Linked DNA regions of Homo sapiens: region 2 is linked to region 1. Evidence: chromatin loops called from intact Hi-C (ENCODE). Cell type or tissue: HepG2. All regions are shown on one strand. Links, peaks and the distances in the headings refer to the core of each region. The heading gives the core; the rest is flanking DNA.

Region 1 (2,814 bases), core at 43-2,542:
ATGACAGGCTTTTAATTTTCACAATTCTGTGAGTTGACTAAACTCATGTGGTTGATTTTTGTGTGCTGTGTGGTATAGCTGAGGTCACTTATGTAGCTGTATTCAGTTAGAACCTGTTGTAATTCTTATAAAATATTTAGCAAAGTACCTGGTACATAGTGAATAAGTACTATGAAAAGGCAGAACTGGGAAGGGCAGAACTGGGAAACAGAACTGGGGATGTCAGAACTGGGAAATGGAAGGCAGAACTGGGGAAATGAGAGACAAACATTTGGAGACTAAAGGTCTAGTGATGGGACAGTGTTAACATCATGCATGTCACTGTACTTCCTTTCTTTCTATTCATTCATAAAGGAATCCTTCAGAGATTCCTTGGGAGGAACTATGTGACTATTTCTAAGATGTCAGTAAACCCATTTGCTGGGTGAATTTTCCCCTTATGTTATTCAAAGCCATGAACTGGTAGTCAGTAGACCTGGATCTTGATCATTATGCTTTCACTGTTAGGTTGGGTGGCCATGGGAAACAATTTTCACCATCCTATACTGTGTCCTTGTGCAAATTAGAAAAGGCATCTTTTAGGGGTCCACTCCATAAGCTCACAGTTCATAGGGCTAGGGGAAAGCAAATGAGACTATTTATGCAAATTAGAAAAAGTTACTCCTTCCTTTAGGTGGATGCAGTCCTGTGCCCACAGGCCCACTTGACCAGGAGCCCTTGTGCAGTCAGCAGCATCACAACTGTGTAAGCCCTAGTTTCTCCTCTGTGAAAATGGTAATGCCACCTACCCCACCTACCTTCCAGGGTTGTTGTGAGGATGTCACATGTGTTAACAGTTTGAAAAGCATAAGCTTTTTTATAAGCCTAAGGTAGTAAGAATTATCTTTTTGGCAAAATACACTTTTATTTTTCTTTCAGTCTTTATGATTTTTTTTTCAAAGGAAAGCACTTGGCAGAAGCGACAATCATATGAGGATCACTGGGAAGCATTTAATCTGATTTTGCACAATGGTATGTTTGAAGCTGCTTTAGCACTGAGGAAGTTCTATTTTAAATCAGATCTACTGATCTATGGCTTTTGGTTTGTTAGGAGTTGCCTTCCAAGTTATAATATACTACGGTTTTTAAAACCTGAAGAATGTTTGCTCTTCTTACATCTGCCTGTTGAATACCACAGGCAAAATATTAGCTGCATGCTTTCAAAGCTAAGTGACACTGTGAAAACAAACAATATGATACTCTTTGTTCCTAAAATACAATATTTCTCAATAAACTCTTCATGGAGGAATGTTATGAAACCCAAAATAGTTTATTCATTGGATGCTGAACTGTATGTACTTTCCAAGAACTATAGTGTCAATGCACTTGACAGTGTATTTTGGTTTCTTTCTTTGTGTGATTCTTAGCTTTCTAGCTCTTATCACTTACCACTGTTTCCTTCCTTTTACTTAAAATCATCTACAAAGAGAACACAAAGTTGCATAGATGAATGTAGCAGTGTAGAAAGTGGGTCTTCTCTGGAATCTCACTTAGACCTTTTTAATGGGCTTGCCTTTCATGAGCTGGATTCAGAGAACTTCTTAAATTTCATCTGCCTGAAATTTAAACTCATTAAAAAGGATCCAGAGAGCTATTATATTGACTGGATTTTCTTGTTTATATCTAAATGAGGCCAGAGAAGTAAAGATTTTTCTTACCTTCAGAAGGTTGACTTTCTTTTTATGCTGTGGTCAAAGGAGTCATAGTGAATAGAATATCACCTTCATAGGTGGTGATTTTTGTCATTTGTTTCTGATGTATCCCAATTACCCAAAGAGATCCTGGAACATAGTAGGTACTCAGCAAATCCTTGCTGAATGAATGAATGAACTGACTCTTTTGGGGATTAGCCCTGTGCAATTTTAGATTGAAGTCAGTATGGGATTCAGAAACATGTCCTTACTTTGGATACTGTAATAAAATGGACAGATTAAAATATTGATAATTTCTTTGCTTTGACAGAATGACCCTGGGTGTTATTTATTTTGGCTGGGAGCCTGGTGTGCTGAACAAAATGGTTTGAATGTTTACTCTTAAGCTCATAAAGGGGATTTATGAAGGGCTATTTCCATTTAGAGTAGAAAGTTGATTGGGTAATTAATAATGTTTCCATTTCTGATCCTATCTTTTCTCCCTTGCAAATCTGACACTTACATGTTATCTTTTGTCACATGCTGTACTAGTCTTTCTTCACTTTTGTCTTCCTGTCCTCAGTTCCACTAGAAGATTAGGCATGATGTAAAGGAGAATGGTGCAGATGTGCAGAATGTGGGCTCTGACATTGGATGGGGTGGGGAAGACAGGGATGGAGCGCTGTTAGCCCTGTGAGCTTGGACAGGTCAGTTCATTTTTCTGTGCCTCGATTTCCTCATCTGCAAAATGAGAATAATAATCACTGTCTTCTGGAGTTGTTGGAGAAATTAAATTGGATAATGCTTACAGTTATATGTAATATACCTAGCTTAATTTCAGCACACAGCAGGCTCCTTTAAAGTACTTGTTGAATAATGATAACAACAACAATAATTTGTTGCATTTATTTCATGAACCTGAAAATAAAAAGCTGAGAGAAGTGGCCTCAGAAATCATTACTAACTTAGAGTAATAAAGGAGAGAGTGAGCATGAATAAAGGTACACATTTGAATTAGGAATATTTTCTAAATGCCATTTGAACAATTGTAAAGTATACTTAGAAACTTATCTAATGGAGATTGTGGCTTAATCAGTGTATAAAAGACAGAAGATATTGGCCAGGCATGGTGGCTCATGCCTAT
Region 2 (2,814 bases), core at 302-2,801, 150 kb before region 1:
AGCCAGACTTCTCTGTGGGCTGGGTGCAAGTGCTTGCCTCCTCTCGACATGGATCCTCGGCTTTGCCAAGTGTCACAGAAGCAAGCTGAGAAACCTGTTTGGTGTGCTATGAAATGTGCTCATTACATGCATGCCAAGACAAAGACATAGTCAGGAAGAAGCCTCCAGGAGCACCTGCATCTTGATGAGAGGATGAATGTTTATGAATATCCTGGAACCAGCATGTCCTATAATCACTGCAGGACTGAGCCTTATGGATTAGCATGAATTCCCTCAATTTTCCTCCTAGGAGGCTAGGAAAGGGTCGGGCTGCTTTGCATGCTGGGGAGCTGCTGACCTTTTGTCACCACAGAATGTCATACATACCTGAGGCACTCATGCAAATACTTAATCATCTTCTGTAAACACAGCCACTGCCACTTAAAACAGGCAGAAGTAGAGTCTACCACACATTAGTTACTTCCCTTACATTATGTAAGCCTGCAATATAGACTAGTAATGCAGATTTCAGGGTGTTCAGCTTTGTTCTTGAGTGCATATGAGAAAAAATAATTTAACAATTATCAGAGGATCCTGTGATGCCTCTAGAAGCACTGCTGCTCAATAAAACTATCTGCCATGGTGGAAATGTGCTATTCTATGCTGTCCAATACAGCAGCCACTGCCCATCTGTGGTTATTGAACATGTGCCATGTGCTAGTGTGACTGAGGAACTGAATTTCAAATTCTATTTACTTTTAATTATTTAAATTTGAAGAGCTGCATGTGGCTAGTGTCTACTGTGTTAGACAGCATAGTTCAAGATCTAACTATCACTTACAAGAAACACAGAGACTGGTGAACATGTTAAATGACAACACAGGGATGCAATAGGAAAAACTCAGAAAGTGGGAAACTACGAGGCAAATGACCCAATCTCTCTAATAAATAAACTGCATGGGAAAAAGGAAGAGGAGGTGTGCGTGTGGGGGAACCTAGAGCTTAAGAGATTTAGGAAGTTTATCAGCCAACTGCAATGTGTGGATCTTGGTGAATCCTGATTCAAACAAACCATCAAAAAATTATGAGACTGTCTGGGTGCAGTGGCTCATGCCTGCAATTCCAGTACTTTGGGAGACTCAGGTGGGAGGATCACTTAAACCCAGGAATTCAAGACCAGCCTGGGCAACATGGTGAGACCCTGTCTCTACAAAAAATAGCCAAAAAAATTAGCTGGGTGTAGTGGCATATGCTTGTAGTGTTAGCTAATTGGGAGGCTGAGGTGGGAGGATCACCTGAGCTCAGGAAGTCAAGGCTGCAGTGAGCTATAATCATGCCACTGCACTCCAGCCTGGGTGACAAAGCAAGACCCTGCCTCAAAAAAAGAAAAAAGAAAAAAAATTGAGGAAATTTAGACACTGACTGCATATGCGATGACATCAAGAAATGTTTAGATGTGATAATGATGTTGAGGTTATGCTAAAAAATAGAATCTTCATTTTCTAGAGGCAGCTCCTGACATATTTACCAATGAAAGAGTATGATGTGTGGACTTTGCCTCAGTTTCATCCAGTAGGGGGAGGAAGTGAATGGGATATAGATGCAATAAGATTGACCTTATGTTGATAATTGTGGAGGCTGGGCGATAGGTATATAAGCATTCATTATTATTATTTTCTCTATTTTTATATTTAGAAATACTTATAATAAGTTTGAAAAATCAAATCATCAGAGTAATCCTAATGTTGGTGTAAGAGTATGGGCAAAAAGGCACCTTCCTTGAATATTGGGAGCTTAAAATTTCACAGTGAGGAGTAACTAGGTACATTGGTCAAGATTTACATTACGTGTTTTCTTTGCCTTACAAATCCTAAAAATCCTAGTTTTAGGAATTTCTCCCATAGACATATGCTAGAATCTATGTAAAAGATTGTGAAGTGCAGGATCATTTATAATAGTGAAGAATTAGAAATAGCCTAAGTATCCTTCTGTTGTGGATTAAATAAATGATAGCAAGTAACTACTGTGGAATGCTAAGCAGCTTTAGAGAGAATGAGATAGATTGGGGTGGACTGTCATGGGAAAGATTCATGATCTAGTCTCAGGTTAAAAAGAAAAGCAATTTGCAAAAAAATATGTACACCCTGATCTAATACAAAATACATATGTGTATGTGTACACAAAGATAAAGCCTGGAAAAACATACACCTAATTAATTTGGGGAGGGGAGGAACTTACAACTGCCTCGTTACGTGTGGGTGTCAATTAGCTTCAACTCTTGTCGTTTGTTACTATGAATAATCAACAGCTGGTCCTCCCATCAGGTACCCTGGCCTTTCTCCTAGAAGAAAATGTATGTGTCTTCTGGGGCTGAGAGGTTTCATCCAACACAAACTGTTCATCCCTACTTCCAAAGTAGGGCACGTTTCAGAAGTTTATTTATCTTATGATAATAGCTCCCAATTACTGAGCATTGCCCCGTGCTGAGCATTGGGCTAATGTCTCTGTCACCTCACGGGCTCTGGAATAAATTCAGGTTCTCCCACTTGCTACTGTATCACTTTGGACTAGTTACTTCAGCTCAACTTCCTCATGTATAAAATGGAAGGAATATCAGTACCTATTGTATGGTTTTGAGAAGTCAGTGAATAATGCATAGTAAGTGCCTGGTGGATAGATATAAATACTCAATAAAAGTCCACTATCATTTTCTCACTTCAACCTTCCAACAATCCCTATGAGGTAAACGCTATTATTCATCCATTTGACAGATAAGGAAATTGAGTCTTAGAGACAATGGTGTGCTGGAGCCAGCTTCCATGGGCTTGTGAAAGC

The links. Peaks named below come from ENCODE experiments on the same cell type or tissue, not always from the same donor. Only the 100,000 strongest peaks of a DNase experiment are listed, where the experiment ranks them.
Region 2: a loop joins it to region 1, with 6 times the contacts of the local background. A loop is called at or near these places in 8 of 110 quality-filtered maps.

The regions. Positions count from the first base shown.
Region 1 is chr5:145,829,175-145,831,988 of GRCh38, reverse strand. The region is part of intron 1 of PRELID2 (PRELI domain containing 2); the gene reads left to right. Among named protein-coding and RNA genes, the nearest start is that of PRELID2, 4.8 kb to the left of the region's middle. In HepG2, for the core only: no CTCF peak of the experiment used is centred there; DNase peaks (open chromatin) are centred at 1,208 and 2,038.
Region 2 is chr5:145,979,656-145,982,469 of GRCh38, reverse strand. The region is part of intron 2 of SH3RF2 (SH3 domain containing ring finger 2); the gene reads right to left. All of the region lies in intron 3 of LOC107986458 (a long non-coding RNA gene), which reads left to right. Among named protein-coding and RNA genes, the nearest start is that of SH3RF2, 44 kb to the right of the region's middle. In HepG2, for the core only: a CTCF peak has its summit at 1,536 (motif pointing right); a DNase peak (open chromatin) is centred at 399; H3K4me3 peaks cover 188 bases.